Linked DNA regions of Homo sapiens: region 1 is linked to region 2. Evidence: chromatin loops called from intact Hi-C (ENCODE). Cell type or tissue: heart left ventricle. All regions are shown on one strand. Each heading gives the region's core, and the rest is flanking DNA. Links, peaks and the distances in the headings are about the cores only. Region 1 overlaps RCL1 (RNA terminal phosphate cyclase like 1). Region 2 has its middle 51 kb from the start of MIR101-2.

The links. Hi-C counts contacts between places; a loop is a spot of excess contacts. Peaks named below come from ENCODE experiments on the same cell type or tissue, not always from the same donor. Only the 100,000 strongest peaks of a DNase experiment are listed, where the experiment ranks them.
Region 1: it touches region 2 in a loop (4-fold over the local background); 4 of 110 quality-filtered maps call a loop at or near these places.

Annotation. Positions count from the first base shown.
Region 1 is chr9:4,839,269-4,849,420 of GRCh38, forward strand. It overlaps RCL1 (RNA terminal phosphate cyclase like 1), which reads left to right. Exons shown (of 9, transcript NM_005772.5): 6 at 1,964-2,089; 7 at 5,257-5,413. Among named protein-coding and RNA genes, the nearest start is that of MIR101-2, 6.0 kb to the right of the region's middle. RefSeq lists a silencer at 3,041-3,335. In heart left ventricle, for the core only: no CTCF peak of the experiment used is centred there; no DNase peak of the experiment used is centred there.
Region 2 is chr9:4,895,909-4,906,060 of GRCh38, forward strand. No RefSeq gene overlaps it. Among named protein-coding and RNA genes, the nearest start is that of MIR101-2, 51 kb to the left of the region's middle. In heart left ventricle, for the core only: no CTCF peak of the experiment used is centred there; a DNase peak (open chromatin) is centred at 6,023; H3K4me3 peaks cover 348 bases.

The DNA.
Region 1 (10,152 bases), core at 1,683-9,682, 56 kb before region 2:
GTATTGGGATGGGTGAGAGGAGGAAGATGCTTTTTGGGAGTCAGATCTGTTTAATTTTGAGCAAGTGTCTTAGTTTTTTTGTCTTAGTTGTCTTTAATGTAAGTCCTAGAACTCGGAGCCATGGCCCTCAACACAGGGTTACTGTGAGCATAAAGTAAGGTGATAATAGATGTGAAAGAACTTTGGGAGCCGTGAGCTCTGTGGGATTATGTGCTAGGATGGTGACATCTCTTGTGCTTTCCTGGGGACAGTGGGCAGCCTCAGACCTCAGAAGGACAGCACCTGCTTGGTCCAAAGGGTATGAGATTCAGGACTGTTTGTCTAAGCTGTCTGTGGTCAAAAGTACATTCTGGACTGAAGAGATGGTGATGTAACTGGGCTGTGTGTGTATTGAAAAATCCCTCTTTGCTCTTTCCTCATTTCAGGTTTGTCCTTTGAGTCAAGTTAAATATTTATTGAGCATTTCTGAGTACAAAAGTGGTGTATTGGAGAGTTGGGAGGGATTACAGAGGTAAAGCCCTTGCCCTTATAGAGTGTGTGGTCTCATTGAAGAGCAAGAACAAAATGTGCATATGTGAAGAGAGATGTATGGTAAGTTCAAGTGGAGCTAACACTTGGGTGCCGGCTGGAGGGTTTCAGGAGAGAGATTGGGACCTCGGGCTGGGAGAATGGGGCAAAGCAGCTCAGGTTGAGGAATTTGGTCAGTTTGGATGGGTGGAAGGAGTTGATGGTGCAGAGCTGAAGATGGACACAACTGAGCAGGCTGGGGGCTCTAACAACAAGATATGGGAGGACCAGGAGCCACCGAGAGACTGTCACCAGCATGAGGAAGATTGGTCTTTTAGTATGAAGTTCAGGATGGGTCAAAAAAGGGAGCTAGATACCAGATCAGGTCATGTATCGTCTCTGAGCACTTTGTTTCTGCAGTTCAGATGAAAATTAAATATGTTATTGTCAGCAGTTCTTGAACATTGGGCTGGATTGGGCAGATTATATACCTCGTTCTACCTGTTGGACTTGTCACGTGGGGTTTGTATCAGGGTAGTGGGAAGGTCACATGTTATTTCTCCATTTTTTTAGTTCCAAATATATAGCCATCTCTTGACCATACATTGCACATTGAAGTGCTCAATACATACTTACTTTTTCTTTGACATGTGTGGTTGGGGAATGCCAGCTTCTGTTATAAAGTCTAGTTTTAGGCAATAATTTCCATTTCCTCAAGCACCAATCTTTTCACTTGAGTTACTAATATCTTCCTCCTTTCTTTTCTGGGGTGCCCTATTGTAGGAGTGCTAATTATCAATATTTTAACCATAAGGTAGCAGGTGTGAGGAGGCTGTGTTATCCACAAGTGGAGTAATTAATTCTTAAATAGTAGAAAATAGGCCCTGTAAATGAGAAAAACCTTTTTATATATTTATAAATAGCAGCAACCATGTTCTTTCACTGAACTTTTTCTGCTTCTCCCATCAGCATACCAGGAGTCAGATTGGGATCGCCCAGGTCCTGTGTGGTGTCTGTTCTGGGCTTAGGTTCTTAAGAGAGAGACTCATTGGCTACAGCAGTGGGAATGGACAGAGAATAGAAAGTGTTCTTAGGTGTTGTGCTTCAGAGGGAGCCTGGATCATGACCCGCAGAGAGGCAGGTGTCTTTACACCTTCCAAAATTGACTTGAACCATTTCTAGGGGAAGCGTGTGGGTAGGAAGTCAGGGGGTGGGGTTGAGGACCTCCAGCTTTATACTTTCCACTGTCTCTATTGTTTGGGTGTTTTTGCCATGACCTTTTATAATAATGAAAAAAATTTAATTATGGTACTAATTCAGTAAATTCAGTTGGAAAACAATAGATTTGGAAGTCCCAGTTTGTTACTACAGTTCCACAAATACTTGCCAGCTTTATAACTGATTTTTCTCTGTCCTGGAATTCAAGCAGAATGACATCCTTAACTCCAGGCTGCAGGTACTCTGTACGTGTGTCACCTCAGATGGCGAACCGGATTGTGGATTCTGCAAGGAGCATCCTCAACAAGTTCATACCTGATATCTATATTTACACAGATCACATGAAAGGAGTCAACTCTGGGAAGTAAGTATCTGTGTTTTTGAAGTCTGTTTCTGCAGCTTTTTCACATGCCTGTTCTAGTTGAAGTTAAAACTGCCAGCTCTGAGGTTGCGCAGCCAGAGGAAGAACAATTTCAGAATTAATTTCTTTCTGCCTTATTGCCGTTGTCACCAACAGGCATTTCTTGAGTGCCTGTCACATGGAAAGCATCCCAGTGGCTAGAGCTGGAAGCTAAGGGTCTGGTTCCTAGCCTTGGGGAATTAAAACCTTTATCTATTAATACACAATGCTTTAGGCTTTAAATTCCATCTGCACTCTGTTCCAACAAAAAAATTAAAGTGGACAGGTTCTTCCACCCTGAGTAAATAACAGTATAGGGTTAAAATCTTTTGTTATCTAAGTGTAAGTCAGCATCTCTCTTCATCAGTGGAAACAACATATTTACATCCAGAGAAAGTTGTTATTGCAGACGTGAATTTGGTTTAGTGAAAGCCTTTGCTTTGCTAAAAAATAAAAATTTTAAAAATTAGAAAAAAATTCTAAGTAAGGAAAATAAGTTCTTAAAAAATGATGCTCTATGTAATGAAGATACCTGTTTTAGGCTTTGCTTGTGTATTTAGCAACTAGGAAGTTAGAGAAGCAATTAAAGCCACTTTCTTAAAATAGGAAAGTGTTAAACATACAGAAAAGATCAAAGAATAGTACAGTGAACACGGAGATATACTCCTGCTGCCTATAGTTAACGATAAATATTTTGCCAAATTTGCTTCACTTGTTTGTGGGTTTTGTTTGTTTTTGTTTTTTACTGAATCATTTCAGTGTGAATGGGCATCATTTCACTTCACATCTGAGGCTTTGCAGGTTGTGTCTCCTAAAAATAAGAATATTAGAGTCTGGGGTTAACTGTTGTAGGTTAAGAAGTCAACTTCTTCTTAAGTGATGCCACAGCTGATCCTTTTTCACAGCTGTTTCACCTGTGGTTTCTTTTAATTTCAGCAAAAAGAGGAAAAGAGAGTAAAGGAGGGGGGTGAGTGTTTTATACAACCTTTGACCTTTATAAGGCCCAATGGAAAGATGAAGGTAGTTTTAGAAATACAGTGGAGGCTCATAGTCCAAAGCAACAAAGCTGGTGGCGTCATAACGCTGGGGTTGGGAAAGGATTTGTGGGCAAAGCTGGACTTTCTGGCTTGGAAAAGTCAATGATGTTCCTAAACCTTTGGTTTATATTCTAGTAACAACAGTATTTTCCTCATTTATGCATTGAGGGTGATGATGCCTATGTTTTGGGGTTATTGTAAAGATCACACATATAAGCCATTAATACCTTGCTTGTCACATGGTAAGTCCTACAGAAATGGTAGCTCCTGATGCTGTTCTTTCCTTTACTCTCCCTTGTTGGCCACAGGTCTGGAATTATGTGTCAGCTATTTTCTGGAGAAAGGGGATTTCCGAGGGATGGGGGAGGACAGATAGCAGCAGAAGCTGTCTAAATGGCTTCATCTCGATAGTCCCTTCTCTGCTTTGCCTCTCGCTTTATCAGAAAGTGTCCTGGCATGAAGCAGAGCAGGCCTGACAGCCATCCTGCCACCAGCTTATAGTGTGGCTTTTTGTTATACCACTGACTCAGCTGACCCTAGAGTGTGGTCAAGTCCATACTTACTAATGGTGAGTAGAAGCCTTACACGTAGATAAAGACATGGACATGATGTAGACTGTGGGCCATCAACTCCAAGCCCCATTTTAAAAATTACATGTAAAACCAATGTGGGATTTAAATTTGTGTTTGGTTTTTTTAAATCTCCAGTTACAGATGACTAATAGTGCTCTTCCTTCTCTGTTATTAAAATTATAAAGTCATGGATGGGTATTTCTCTCTTCTGATTCAGTGAAGTATCCAGTAAGTCAGGCTTGTTCAGATGTAAGAGTTTATGTTGTGGCCATGGCCTAGAACCTTAGGGGACAGCACTTCTTGGTGGCCTATGTCAGCGCTTTGGCCAGAATGCACATCAGTCCAGTGTGGTCCCATTTTAACTCTCACAGTAATTTTTTTTTTTCTTAATTGGGTCCTTTACCAAGGAAAGCTGTGGAGGCTGGCCTTTGCAAACTATACCAGTGCATATCTCTAATGAGGTCACCTGATGACCAGCAGCTTGGTCAGCCTAACTTGAAATAGGCCTGATAACACATATTTCCCACAAGTTGGGAAGAAAAATTAGAGTAATTTACATAGAACCTAATATATATTCTTTGTCTTTTCTAAAGTTACTTAAATTGTGTTAAATGGAATAATTCTGATTAAATATAAAGTTTATCGTAATGACAAATACACCTTAGAAAACTCACACAGATGGAAATTCTTGGGAAATGCAGGTAAATGGGTAAAGCAGCAGTGGCACCTTGTCTTGCTTTCTCTCCCCTTCATCTTCTAATCTTCACTTTTGTATGCCACTGCCTGCAGCCACTGCTGGACACCCTCTCACTTCTGCTGGTCAGGTGACTCAAAGGCAATTTGGGATTATGCTAAAATTCTCTAGGTGTCCCATGATGATAGGTGGATAGCACAGTGTTAGATTGTTAAGCATAACTCAGAGTGCCTCCCAGAACCTTTGATGAAATGGGTAACTCACTGCACCCCCTTTCCTTGGCAGGTGTTGTTAACCTTCGACTGCATAGACAAGCAAATTTTTTTTTTCCTTAAGAATCTAAGGACTGACTAACATAGTTCTTCTATATAGTGAGCTCATATAGTGCATTCGAAACATTAATTTTATACATAGTTTTAGTGAAACAAGTATTTTGGCTAGTCTCCTGCCAGACACATAGAAAGTATTGTGTGAGCGTGTGTTGAGTTGTGTTAAAGGGGGCAGGTCTGTGTTGTGGTTGCATACGGATTGTACTGCTGGGAAGGCCGCCACACCTTTCCTGTTGATGTGTCTACTTAACAGTCATTGGGAAAGTAGAATTGAGCTGTCAAATCTTAAAATTTTGTGGAGAGATGCTTGTTTTTGGACTGATTTTCTTTTCTGGTCAGCTAGTAAACTAGTAGCAACTCTATGAGGTTAATGCAGCCAGAAAGAAGCCTTTGAACACAGTGCCGTCAAAAAAAATGTTTGTCTTCTCTTTCCGTTTGCTGGTGAGTGGAAACCTCACTTGGTTAAACCTACTCAGTGTTTGTGCCTTTGTATCTCCAGGTCTCCGGGCTTTGGGTTGTCACTGGTTGCTGAGACCACCAGTGGCACCTTCCTCAGTGCTGAACTGGCCTCCAACCCCCAGGGCCAGGGAGCAGCAGTACTTCCAGAGGACCTTGGCAGGAACTGTGCCCGGCTGCTGCTGGAGGAAATCTACAGGGTATGTCCACAGCTTCCTCTGATAGAGGAGTGACCAGGAAGCAGTTTGTTTTCTCATTCTCATCTCTTGGCAGCTTTCGTCCTCTTCCAAGGGCTCAAGCCAAGGAGATAATCTGTTCCTGTGCATTAAGCAGTTCAGCCTTAACTAGTTTAATTGATTAGCTCAACCAGTCAGTGAGTAGAGATCTAGCCCCACTGGGTTGAGACACAGGGCAGGTAAGTTTTAACAGTGAGCCAAGGAAAGAACTGGAACAGTCATAAAGGAAAGGGAAGGTTAAAAAAAGGAAGCAGGTAAGGTAAGGTGGTGGCTGACACACTGCCCTAGCCAAAGAGAGTACCATCCCGGCACCCCCCGATTGCTGCCATGTGGGAAGATGGACTCATTCTTTTTAGATCTTTTAAGAGAAGCTAGAAATCTGGATTTGTATGTGACAGTTGATTCATATATAAAACAATAGCAACAGGCTAGATTTTGCAATGCATTCTAGAGCACAGAATCTCAGTTAACAGATAAGTATTAGAAAAGAAGAAAAAAATTTAAAAAAGCACAGAATAACTAGGGAAGGCAGGCCTGTGGCACAGCATAGCAGAAGCTTTGGAAAACCTAAGAACATGGAACAGAGAAGGGGTAAACTGATGTTGAAGACAGACTCAACCAGTTGTCATTTTGCTTCTGCAGGTCTGCTGGTGGGACACAGCTGAGACCAATTTGCCCTCTCAGTTGCCACAGTCTTTCTCTGTTGATCCTTTCATTGCAACGGGCACATATGCATGCACACACTTTTACTGTTTCCTCAAAATAGGTGAGGTGACCTAAAGTAAGGGAGAAATTTGGAAAGATGATGGCAGAAAGAATAAGATACAGTTTCCTAAAAGATATATTCCCTGAGATCCCCTATACTTGGTTAGAAGAGGGTCACAAATCTGGGTCCAAGATTTCTGTTAGTCTGCACCGTCTTTTGCCTTGGTCCCACATCAAGAAGGTGAAACCTTTTCTCTGACATGCAGAGTCCAGGAAAGGCTCTGAAGGATGGTCGTTTCTCTGCTCTGTGTGTTAGGTCCCAGATTCTTGAACTGAGCATCAGCAAGAACTATACTCTAGTTGATTTGCTGTTGTATGGTGTATAATGTTTGTAAATCATCTCTCTTCTTCCCCTAAGGAGCTGAAGAGACTTCTTTCTTTGTATTGTTCTGTGTATTTCTTCTCAGTTGTCAGGCATCTTTCTGGTCTCCAAGTAAGTTTTCTCGTTTATGGTAGCAAAAATCACATCTGAGCCAAGTTAAATAAAATCAGTAAAACAGGTAAAGTGGCAATTTAGTTTTTCTTTTAATTCTTCCTTTTGCCACTGGTTCAGTTTATTAATCAGGGTGGTAGGGTAAAGCCTGACTAGCCATAGGTATTGATCCTCAGACCAGCCTCACAGTGGAAAACAGCTTATATTTATAGTCTACTCCCTTGATCCAAGTCAGTGTTCTTGAAAATGTCTCATTGGTCCAAGATGGAACACATGAGAATGAGCTGTTTCAGAATTAATTAAATTTCCAGGTCCTAAATGGCTCTATTTAATGACCATCTAATTAAAAATGGAAGACAGTGGACCTATAGTTTTATTTTCAGGAGAGTAGCTCCAGCCCCTCTACTCGGCATTCACCTGGGAAATAGTAGAAGAAGGAGATGAAATCTTCCTGAAGGAGGAGGTATTCTTTGACAAGTCTTGTGCAGTCACGATCTGGCCTCAGATGTTTTGGTGCTAAATCAGTTTACTTTTTTATGCTAAATTTAATAATTTTGTGAAAAATGGGTAGTAACTAAAAGTTTGGGGTAGATGATCAAGAGGTTGCCCTGCCAGTTACTTAATTCACGAAGTTTGTGGTCTACTTATTTGTAGGGGGGCGGGAAACAGTGCATGCAATGTGTTTCCCTGGGTCTCTTGTTGTGCAGGATTTCTTTTCCTGGTCCTGTAGTGTCTGGCCGTGGCTGGTCCTGTAGTGGCCTTCTCTCTAACTATGGGGACACTTCCATGTCTTTCTAATAGACCTTGGGAGAATTAGAAGCATCACATTATACAGTAGTCCAGTAGGAGCCTATGGGCACAGCTAGAGTGTGGGGTTTATATCCCTATAAATAGCAGGCTATAAGCCTCAGGGTAAAAGCACCTACCACTCCACAAGAGGAAAAACATGCAGTTTAAATTAGGTTCTTTAATATTTTTCTTTTTTTTTTTGAGGAAGAGTCTCACTCTTTCCCAGGCTGGAGTGCAGTGACGTGATCTTGGCTCACTGCAACCTCTGCCTTCTGGGTTCAAGTGATCTTCCTGCCTTAGCCTCCCATGTAGCTGGAGGCATGTGCCACCACGCCTGGCTAATTTTGTATTTTTAGTAGAGATAGGGTTTCTCCATGTTGGTCAGGCTGGTCTCGAACTCCTGACCTCAGGTGTTCCACCCGCCTCGGCCTCCCAAAGTGCTGGGATTACAGACGTGAGCCACTGTGCCTGGCAATTTTTTTTCTTTAGTTGAGATCTACTTTCAGTCTTCCATTGTGCCTGGACCAAATTTCTTTCGTTTTCTTTTAGTTATTCAGAAAACTTCCTTTTTATGTCTATGATCTTTAATTATTAAAAGGATGGAAATACTTCATGTTTTTCTGAATAATTTTCTGTAGAGTTGTGATGTGACATGGATTGAATGAGTGGTAAAAAATCCATCCCTTTTGAAGGTGCTATTTATCAAGTTTTAAGCCTCTGATCTAATCCCCCCTGTTCCATTTATGCCTCATCGGTTACCAAGCCTTCTTGATTCTGTCCCAGGCTTTCTGGAACTGCCTTTTCTTTCCATCCTTTTCACTGCTCTAATCACTGCCTGCCTCCCTGCTCCACTCCACAACTGGATTATGGCCACTGGCTCTCTGCATTTCTAGCAGAGAAGTTCTTTCCAAATCCTAACATCCTTTTCAGGCTAAAATACTGATCTGATCTCTTCACTCATGTGCACAGAGACCTTCACTGGCTTCTCACTTTCCTGGGACAAAGTCAGAATTCTCGACCCATTTCGGAAAGGCTTGCCTTAATTGGGCTACCCACCTTCTCTGTGCTGTATGTGCTTCTCCACAGGCAGCAGTGGTGCCTTCCAGGCTGGTCACCTGGCCATTCCTTGCTGGCCCTGGCATTTTATTTTTCCCCATCATTCTGTTCTTCCTTCCTCCCCAAACCCTGCTCATCTCTCAAGGGCTGGCTCAAGTAGTCCTGAGTCCTAAAGCCCTCCTCAGGTATCTGGCAGGTGACACCTCCCCCCAGCATAGGTAGGGTGATAGCCCCTACCACTTCCTCCATGATGTCCTGTACAGGGACCTTAGCTATCTATTACATTAAAATACTGGTCCAGTGAATGGTGAAATAACAACAGTGATAGGAAGCAGAGACTGAAGAGAACACTTTAATTTTAGGCTGTCTTATGAAAGGGAGCAAGATCTATAAAACAGTTTTGTTGGTCGTCATATTTTCCATGGGTCAGGTTTTTCTTTTTGGGTAGAAAAGGAAAAGGAACTCTCCTTGTCCTAGAATTTGCTATGTGATCTAAATGTTGTTTTCTGTCCTTTATTAACTAAGGTAGTTTAGGGACGTGCAATAGATTTTCATAAAGGCTAGCAGTAAGATCAATCCTTATTTCCTTCACCATTATTAGGGCTACTAAATGATATCTGACAGCCAGAGAATTTCAGAGTGTCTGTATCTGAAAATGGATTTATTTCCTACCCTACATGCCTTAAAAAGGAGGCAGGGGCAGTTGTAGCCATATGAACCACACTGCTGGCCACCTATCCTGTTCAGTCTAGCCTTGGATAGTAACGTGCCTTGGTCAGACTGGATTTCTAATTTTGACCTGTGCAAAATATGTAGAAATTCAAGGTCATCCTTCTTTGACTATGTACAATATGTTTTAAAGTTATTCCAGAAAGAATGATCAGAAAGCGTGTTTGTATGCTTATGTATGCGTCTAGTGGAGGCAAAACAGTTAAAATGGCTGAGAAAATGAAAAACAAAAGAAGAAAGGCAACCTAAGCAGTTGTACCTCAGGAGAAAGTGTTTGAAGAGAAGTCTGTTCTGCTTGTTAATTTGGAAGAAAGGGAAGGAAAAGGGGGTGGAAGGCATAATTTTATACATAAGTAGTAAGAATAAAGGGATCTAACCTTAACAAGTCTTCAGTTTTAAGGAACTCAGGAAGAGATAAAGGAGAGAAGTTAATAGAGTATGGCAAGCAGTTTCCTGAATGTATTTGAATAAGTGTAAAAGTAAGGCCATGAAAAGGCCGTTTCATGTCAGATAGACTGTGTTGTTCTGTGACAGATTCAATAAATATGAGCGTCATCCACTTAACCCTTGGAATTAACTCTACATCTTCTAGAACTGATTAAGATTTTTTTTTTTTTGCATATACTCAATAAAGATGATGTCCTCCTGCTGCTGCTTTAATGATAAAGGGAAAGTTTCATTTTTTTTTTTTTTTACTAGATTCACTTAAGAAGATTTGAATCTGATAGTCTCATTCTGATAGTCTCAACTATTACAGTTGCTCTAATTAACTGTTAGTTTAACCCTCTACAGTTAGTTGATACAATGATTACTCTTATAAGACCTGTATTCTGTTTTATTGTTGCTTGAACTTTGGATTTTGATATTATGAGTGTATGTTTCTGGTTTTTTTTTTCCTCCTCTCTTTTGTTGGCTTTCCATTTTCTGGTTT
Region 2 (10,152 bases), core at 1,179-9,178:
CCACCAAAATAGGTACATACAGTTACTTAGTGTATGTCAGGCTCCTGTAGTCCCTTCAGTCTATCAGAAACTTCTTGCTCTAAACACAGATTGGTTTTCTCTTCTTTGCCTTGGTCACTGGTGCTCTTTTACAAGGCAGAGGGCATAATGTCCCTGACCTCATTTCTTTTTCTTTCTTTGTTTTTAAAGTTACACTTTAAGTTCTGGGGTACATGGGCAGAATGTGCAGGTTTGTTACATAGGTATACACATGCCTGGTTTGCTGCACCCATCAACCTGTCATATACATTAGGTATTTCTCCTAATACTATCCCTCCCCTAGTCCCCCACCCCACAACAGACCCCATTGTGTGATGTTCCCCTCCCTGTGTCTATGTGTTCTCATTGTTCAACTCCCACTTATGAGTGAGAACATGCAGTGTTTGGTTTTCTGTTCTTGTGTTAGTTTGCTGAGAATGATGGTTTCCAGCTGCATCCATGTCCCTGCAAAGGACATGAACTCATCCTTTTTATGGCTGCATAGTATTCCACAGTGTATATGTGCTACATTTTCTTTATCCAGTCTATCATTGATGGGTATTTGGGTTGGTTCCAAGTCTTTGCTATTGTGAACAGTGCCACAATAAATATACATGTGCATGTGTTTTTATAGTAGAATCATTGGTAATCCTTTGGGTATATACCCAGTAAGGGGATTGCTGGGTCAAATAGTATTTCTGGTTCTAGATCCATGAGGAATCACCACACTGTCTTCCGCAATGGTTGAACTAATTTACACTCCCACCAACAGTGTAAAACCATTCCTATTTCTCCACATCCACTCGAGCATCTGTTGTTTCCTGACTTTTTAATGGTCGCCATTCTAACTGGCGTGAGATGGTATCTCATTGTGGTTTTGATTTGCATTTCTCTAATGACCAGTGATGATTAGCTTTTTTATTCATATGTTTGTTGACTGCATAAATGTCTTCTTTTGAGAAGTATCTGTTCATATCCTTTGCCCACTTTTTGATGGGGTTGTTTTTTTCTTGTAAATTTGTTTAAGTTCTTTGAAGATTCTGGATATTAGCCCTTTGTCAGATGGATAGATTGCAAAAATTTTCTCCCATTTGTAGGTTGCCTGTTCACTCTGATGATAGTTTCTTTAGCTGTGCAGAAGCTCTTTAGTTTAATAAGATCCCATTTGTCAATTTTGGCTTTTGTTGCCATTGCTTTTGGTGTTTTAGTCATGAAGTCTTTGCCCATGCCTATGTCCTGAATGATATTGCCTAGGTTTTCTTCTAGGGTTTTTATAGTTTTTGGTCTTATGTTTAAGTCTTTAATCCATCTTGAGTTAAGTTTTGTATAAGGTGTAAGGAAGGGGTCCAGTTTCAGTTTTCTGCATATGGCTAGCCAGTTTTCCCCATATGGCTAGCCAGTTTTCCCAACACCATTTATTAAATAGGGAATCCTTTCCCCATTGCTTGTTTTTGTCAGGTTTGTCAAAGATCAGATGGTTGTAGATGTGTGGTGTTATTTCTGGGGCCTCTGGTCTGTTCCATTGGTCTCTATATATGTTTTGGTACCAGTACCATGCTGTTTTTGTTACTGCAGCCTTGTAGTATAGTTTGAAGTCAGGTAACAGCTTTGTGCTTTTTGCATAGGATGGTCTTGGCTATGTGGGCTCTTTTTTGGTTCCATATGAAATTTAAAGTAGATTTTTCCAATTCTCTGAAGAATGTAAAAGATAGCTTGATGGAGATAACATTGAATCTATAAATTACTTTGGGGAGTATGGCCATTTTCACAATATTGATTCTTCCTATCCATGAGCATGGAATGTTTTTCCATTTGCTTGTGTCTTGAGCAGTGGTTTATAATTCTCCTTGAAAAGGTCCTTCACATCCCTTGTAAGTTGGATTCCTAGGTATTTAATTCTCTTTGTAGCAATTGTGAATGGAAGTTCACTCATGATTTGGCTCTCTGTTTGTCTGTTATTGGTGTATAGGAATGCTTGTGAATTTTGCACATTGATTTTGTATCCTGAGACTTTGCTGAAGTTGCTCATCAGCTTAAGGAGATTTTGGGCGGAGACGATGGAGTTTTCTAAATATACAATCATGTCATCTGCAAACAGAGATAATTTGACTTCCTCCCTTCCTGTTTGAATACCCTTTATTTCTTTCTTTTGTCTGATTGTCCTGGCCAGAATTTCCAACACTATGTTGAATAGGAGTGGTGAGAGAGGGCATCCTTGTCTTGTGCGGGTTTTCAAAGGGAATGCTTCCAGTTTTTGCCCATTCAGTATAATATTTGCTGTGGGTTTGTCATAAGTAGGTCTTATTATTTTGAGATACATTCCATCAATACCTAGTTTATTGAGCGTTTTTAGCAGGAAGAGATGTTGAATTTTATCAAAGGCCTTTTCTGCATCTATTGAGATAATCACGTGTTTTTTGTCATTGTTTCTGTTTATGTGATGGATTATGTTTATTGATTTGTGTATGTTGAACTAGCCTTGCATCCCTTGGATGAAGCTGACTTAATTGTGGTGGATAAGCTTTTTGATGTGCTGCTGGATTCAGTTTGCCAGTATTTTATTGTGGATTTCTGCATCAATGTTCATCAGAGATATTGGCCTAAAATTCTCTTTTTTTGTTGTGCCTCTGCCAGGTTTTGGTATCAGGATGATGCTGGCCTCATAAAATGAGTTAGGGAGGATTCCCTCGTTTTCTATTGTTTGGAATAGTTTCAGAAGGGATGGTACCAGCTCCTCTTTGTACCTCTGGTAGAATTCAGCTGTGAATCCGTCTGGTCCTGGACTTTTTTTGGTTGGTAGGCTATTAATTACTGCATCAATTTCAGAACTTGTTGTTGGTCCATTAAGGGATTCAACTTCTTCCTGGTTGAGACTTGGGAGGGTGTATGTGTCCAGGAATTTATACATTTCTTTTAGATTTTCTAGTTTATTTGTGTAGAGTTGTTTATAGTATTCTCTGATGGTAGTTTGTATCTCTGTGGGATTGGTGATGATATCCCCTTTATCATTTTTTATTGCGTATATTTGATTTTTCTCTCTTCTTTCATTAATGTGGCTGGTGTTCTATCTATTTTGTTGGTCTTTTCAAAAAAACAGCTCCTGGATTCACTGATTTTTTTAAGGCTTTTTCATGTCTCTGTCTCCTTCAGTTCTGCTCTGTTCTCAGTTTTTTCTTGTCTTCTGCTAGCTTTTGAATTTGTTTGCTCTTGCTTTTCTAGTTCTTTGAATTGTGATGTTAGGGTGTCAGTTTTAGATCTTTCCCACTTTCTCTTGTGGGCATTTACTGCTATAAATTTCCCTCTACACACTGCTTTAAATGTGTCCCAGAGATTCTGGTACATTGTGTCTTTGTTGTCATTGGTTTCAAAGAACTTATTTATTTCTGCCTTAATTTCATTATTTACCTAGTAGTCATTCAGGAACAGGTTGTTCAGTTTCCATGTAGTTGTGCGGTTTTGAGTGCGTTTCTTAATCTTGAGTTCTAATTTGATTGCACTGTGGTCTGAGAGACTGTTATGATTTCCATTCTTTTGCATTTGCTGAGGAGTGTTTTACTTCCAATTATGTGGTCAATTTTAGAATAAGTGCGATGTGGTGCTGAGAAGAATGTATATTCTGAAGATTTGGATGATTTGGGGTGGAGAGTTCTGTAGATGTCTATTAGGTCCACTTGGTCCAGAGCTGAGTTCAAGTTCTGAACATCCTTGTTAATTTTCTGTCTTGATGATCTGTCTAATATTGACAGTGGGGTGTTAAAGTCTCCCTACTATTGTGTGGGAGTCTAAGTCTCTTTGTAGGTCTCTGAGGACTTGCTTTATGAATCTGGGTGCTCCTGTATTGGGTGCATATATATTCAGGATAGTTAGCTCTTCTTGTTGAATTGATCCCTTTACCATTATATAATGGCCTTCTTTGTCTCTTTTGATCTTTGTTGGTTTAAAGTCTGTTTTATCAGAGACTAGGATTGCAATTCCTACTTTTTCTTTGCTTTCCATTTGCTTGGTAAATATTCCTCCATTCATTTATTTTGAGTCTATGTGTGTCTTTGCACATGAGATGGGTCTCCTGAATACAGCACACTGATGGGTCTTGACTCTTTATCCAATTTGCCAGTCTGTGTCTTTTAATTGGGGATTTTAGCCCATTTACACTTAAGGTTAATATTGTTATGTGTGAATTTGATCGTGTCATTATTATGCCAGCTGGTTATTTTGTGCATTAGTTGATGCAGTTTCTTCATAGTGTCAATGGTCTTTACAATTTGGTGTGTTTTTGCAGTGGCTTGTCCTTGTTGTTTCTTTCCATGTTTAGTGCTTCCTTCAGGAGCTCTTGTAAGGCAGGCCTGGTGGTGACAAAATCTCTCAGGATTTGCTTGTCTGTAAAGGATTTTATTTCTCCTTCACGTATGAAGCTTAGTTTGGCTGGATATGAAATTCTGGGTTGAAAATTCTTTTCTTTAAGGATGTTGAATATTGGCCCCCCCTCTCTTCTGGCTTGTAGGGTTTCTGCAGAGAGATTCACTGTTAGTCTGATGGGCTTCCCTTTGTGGGTAACCCGACTTTTCCCTCTGGCTGCACTTATCATTTTCGCCTTCATTTCAACCTTGGCGAATCTGACAATTATGTGTCTTGGGGTTGCTCTTCTCAAGGAGTATCTTTATGGTGTTCTCTGTATTTCCTGAATTTGAATGTTGGCCTGTCTTGCTAGTTTAGGGAAGATCTCCTGGATAATATCCTGAAGAGTGTTTTCTAACTTGGTTCCATTCTCCCCAACACTTTCAGGTACACCAATCAAACATAGATTTGGTCTTTTCACATAGTCCCATATTTCTTGGAGGCTTTGTTCGTTCCTTTTCATTCTTTTTTCTCTACTCTTGTCTTCTCACTTTATTTCATTAAGTTGATCTTCAATCTCTAATATCCTTTCTTCCACTCGATTGATTTGGTTATTGATACTTGTGTATGCTTCACAAAGTTCTCATGCTGTGTTTTTCAGCTCCATCAGGTCATTTGTGTTCTTCTCTAAACTGGTTATTCTAGTTAGCAATTCATCTAACCTTTTTTCAAGGTTCTTAACTTCCTTGCATTGGGTTAGAACATGCTCCTTTAGCTCGGAGGAGTTTGTAATTAATCACCTTCTGAAGCTTACTTCTGTCAATTTGTCAAACTCATTCTCCGTCCAGTTTTCTTCCCTTTCTGGTGAGGAGTTGTGATCCTTTGGAGGAGAAGATGCATTCTGGTTTTTGGAATTTTCAGCCTTTTTGCACTGGTTTCTCCCCATCTTTGTGGATTTATCTACCTTTGGTCTTTGATGTTGGTGACCTTCGGATAGGGTCTCTGAGTGGATGTCCTTTTTGTTGATGTTGATGCTATTCCTTTCTGTTTGTTAGTTTTCCTTCGAATATTCAGGCCACTCTGCTGCAGGTCTGCTGGAGTTTGCTGGAGGTCCACTCCAGACCCTGTTTGCCTGGGTATCACCAGCAGAGGCTGCAGAACGGCAAAAATTGCTGCCTGTTCTTTCCTCTGGAAGCTTCATCCCAGAGGGGCATCCACCAGATTCCAGCCGGTGCTCTCCTGTATGTGGTGTCTGTCAGCCCCCACTGGGAGGTGTCTCCCAGTCAGGAGACACAGGGGTCAAGGTCCCACTTGAGGAAGCAGGCTGTCCCTTATCAGAGCTCGAACGCTGTGCTGGGAGATCCGCTGCTCTCCTCAGAGCCATCAGGCAGGGATGTTTAAGTCTGCTGACGCTGTGCCCACTGCTCCCCCTTCCCCCAGACACTCTGTCCTAGGGAAATGGGCATTTTATCTAGAAGCCCCTGACTGGGGCTGCTGCTTTTTTTTCAGAGATGCCCTGCCCAGAGAGGAGGAATCTAGAAAGGCAGTCTGGCTAAAGCGACTTTGCTGAGCTGCGGAGGGCTCTGCCCAGTTTGAACTTCCTGGCAGCTTTGTTTACACTGTGAGGGTGAAACTGCCTACTCAAGCCTCAGTAATGCCGGATGCCCCTCCCCGCACCAAGCTTGAGCACCCCAGGTCAACTGCAGACTGCTGTGCTGGCAGTGAGAATTTCAAGCCAGTGGATCTTAGCTTGCTGGGCTCCATGGGGCTGGGATCTGCTGAGCTAGACCACTTGGCTACCTGGCTTCAGCCCTCTTTCCAGGGGAGTGAACGATTTTGTCTCACTGACTTTCCAGGCACCACTGGGGTATGGAAAAAACCTCCTGCAGCTAGCTTGGTGTCTGCCCAAATGGCCGCCCAGTTTTGTGCTTGAAACCCAGGGCCCTGGTGGCGTAGGCACCAAAGAGAATCTCCTGGTCTGCGGATTGCGAAGACTGTGGGAAAAGCATAGTATCTGGGCCAAAGTGCACCGTTCCTCATGACACAGTCCCGCACGGCTTCCCTTGGCTAGGGGAGGGAGTTCCCAACCCTTTGTGCTTCCTGGGTGAGGTGATGTCCCTCCCTGCTTTGGCTTGCCCTCCGTGGGATGCACCCCCTGTCTAATCAGTCCCAATGAGATGAACTGGTTACCTCAGTTGGAAATGCTGAAATCACCCGCCTTCTGCGTTGATCTCACTGGGAGCTGCAGACCAGAGCTGTTCCTAGTTGGCCATCTTGCCAGTAATCCAAAAAATTTAATTTTTAATTTGTTCTCTATTATGTATTTTTGTTAAACTATATTAATTTAAAAAATAAAGTAGGCATAACCAAATAAAAAGCAAACATTTTGTTTGTGATAGGTTTCTCCCCCTCTTCATTATATTGCTTCATCCTTAAATATCTAGAAGTACGGATTGCTTACAGCTCCTTCCTGCCAGCAATAGATAGGAGTTAGTTGGTACAACCAGCCTGTTATTATTTTTCTTATTTTATTTTCATAGAATATTCCTTTTGGAATATTCTTCTTTAATATTTTGAGAAGATAAAATCAGTTTTTATTATTTTTGATGACAGAAACCAACGTGAACCAAGAAAATCCAATAATTTCACAGCCTTTTGAGAAAAAGCATCCATTATAGAAATTATTTATTATTTATTTTTTATTTTTTGAGATGGAGTCTCACTCTGCCACCCAGGCTAGAGGGCAGTGGTATGGTCTCGGCTCACTGCAACCTCCGCCTCCCGGGTTCAAGCAATTCTCTTGCCTCAGCTTCCCAAGTATTTGGGATTACAGACACATGCCACCACGCCTGGCTAATTTTTTGTATTTTTTCAGTGGACACGGGGTTTCACCATGTTGGCCAGGCTGGTCTCAAACTCCTGATCTCAGATGATCCACCTGCCTCGGCCTCCCAAAGTGTTGGGATTACAGGCGTGCCTGGCCAGAAATTATTTTTAAAAAGATAAAATTGAACTGGCCCCTACTTAGGAAAGTACTGCCCTGTTCTTATCCTTGCTGGGCATTGTGTTTTGTTGTTTAAAGTATTATGCCCCAAAATCATTTGGAAAAAAAAGTTAGATCCCTTTCTTTTTCCATATACTCAAATAAATTCTAAGTAGGTAAAAGATTGAAATGTAAAATGTAAGATCATAAAAGAAAATTTGAGTGAATATGTAATCTTAGGGAGAGAAAAAACTTTCATGGCATGATACCAAAGGTAGAAATCATGCAAGGAAACACTGATTACAAATATTAGTTAACATCTATTGAGGGGTTACTCTGTGCTGGGCCACGTATTGAGGACATGTACTATCTCATTTTGTTCTCACATCAAGCCTATGAAGTAGGTGTTATTATCACTGTTTTATGGTGCAAAAAATGAGGCACAGGGAAGTTGATTACCTTACTAAGGTCACACTGGCGGGAAGTGACTGAGTTAATATTTGGATCTCATTAGTCTGACTCCAAATCTTGGAAACATAATGGGATATGATACAAAATAGTGTTTATTGTGTATGCCTGCCATTTCTTCACCATAGGGGTGTTGAAAAAGCCAGAGGAGTTATCGTAGGTACAAGTGCTTGGTGAACTGTGAAAGATTACCTAGTGTTAGAGAGCAGGTCACCTCACTGCTTGTCAGGGTAGAACAAGGGACAGCAGCCAACATCTGGGTCTCCACATCTGCCTAGCAGCCTCCTCAGCTTCTTCATCTGGCTGCTTTCAGTCCCTCTCATTTACTTATTTATTTATGGAAATTTATTTTTATTTTCAGAAACAGGTTCTGGCTCTGTCACCTAGGCTAGAGTGCAGTGGTGCAATTATGGCTCACTGCAGCCTCCAACTCCTGCGCTCAAGTCATCCTCCCACCTTAGCCTCCTGAGTAGCTGGGACTACAGGCACATGCCACCAGGCTTGGCTAATTTTAATACTTTTTGTAGAGACAGGGTTTTGCTATGTTGCCCAGACTGGTCTCAAACTCCTGGGCTCAAGCAATCTTGCTGCCTCAACCTCCCAGAGTGCTGGGATTACAGGCACGAGCCACCGCTCCTGGCCAGTCCCTCTCATTTAAACAATTGTCCCTCATTTGTCTGCATGGAACCACCTCAGCTAATCCAGGTGCCTCCCTAATCCTGCCAAAAAACCTGGAAAAGGGTCTGCTTCTTATTCTCTGGGAACAAAAGGGCATAGATTTTGCATTTGAAAGATGAAAGAAAATTGAATCCAGACATGAATAGTAGCTCTCAATCACTTGGCAGTTAGCCATTTTTTCTTTCTTTCCTGCTTTTTTTCCAGGTGATAGACAAATATGCTTAACCCTCACAGCTTGCATAGAGTTGGGTACAGAGACAGACTGTTAGAAAATTGCTAATTTAAGCCAAATTTTAGTTTAAAATTTACGGGAAGGAAATATTTGTAAAGACCCTATTGCTATTGCCAAAGAGTTTGTGGAATATCACATTTGGTGATGTAATGCTGGAAACCATTCACTCCTCTAATGTTTCATTCATAGTAATTCTCCAAAGTGTTTGTTTTGGCTTATTACTACTATTTAGGTTGGTGCAAAAGGAATTGTGGTTTTTGCCATTACTTTAAAACCACAATTCATTTTGCACCAACCTAATAAAAATGTGAAAGAAAAATAAACCTTGCCCATTTCTAAAGGCATTTGTAAATACAAACTACTGTCACTGACAAACCTTGGCATGGTAAAGACACATAATTTCCAAATCTGCTACATTCCAGTGGGTAAATGAATAATCAGGAGTTATGAGTGGCTCCCCAGTGGGAAGAAAATTTTTGGGATTACTGACCACAAAAAGAAAAATTTCAAAATTTCCAGTATTTGTTACTTTAGGTTGCTTTCCATCTCTGGGAAATCTACTCTTACCAGAACTAGAGACCGTTTCCAAGGAAAAAAGGAGAAAAAAAGAAGATGCCACTTTGAAAGACATCGTTGCTTCATCCTTCAAATAGCCACATGGGGAATATGCAGCAATTTCCTTATTAACAGGTGTTCAAAGCATCTTGTGTTTCTCAACACCCAGACTGGAACTCTCCTGGGAACTAGACTGAAAAACTTACCACCCAACTATAGTTTGCTCAAGTGGGCCCCAAGGAAAAGTTGCCAAATTCAGGAATCAGTGAATCTCAGGGGTGTTTCTGAATTCTAAACCCTGAGGCCAAATGGATAAGTATTGGAGTCCTAAGTTATTTATTTTCTTATTCTTTATACAATTTTGTAGGTGATTTCATAATATGAGGGGATTATTTAATGACTCTACTGTACATTTCTTGGAAGAAATACTCTATTAATATTTAGGATATTGTTGGGTGTTGGGTGAAGACTCATTACTTAATGACACCGAGTAAATTAAGAAAAAGTGTGCCATTCACATAATTAACAGCAGAGACATAATGTAATACTCATTTGAAAAAAACCTTTAATTTGAATAATTGCTTGAAAAGACCTAACTGAACACTAGATTACTACTGTGACCTGGAAAATGGAGAGAAATATGTTGGTTTTCATACTCTAAGACCCACATGCCATTTCTGAATGATCACGTATTTTAATAGCTTGACTGTAAGTAAGTGTCATTCTAAATCATCAGAGATCATTGGCCAATTCCAGAGGTTCCTTGAATATGTTTAACTTCTAGGCTTTTGAAGGGGAAGCTGTTGGGTTTATTTATTTCATTAAAAAATATTTATTCTATTTCCTCATTAAAAAGTAATACATGTTCACTGAAGAGCGTTGG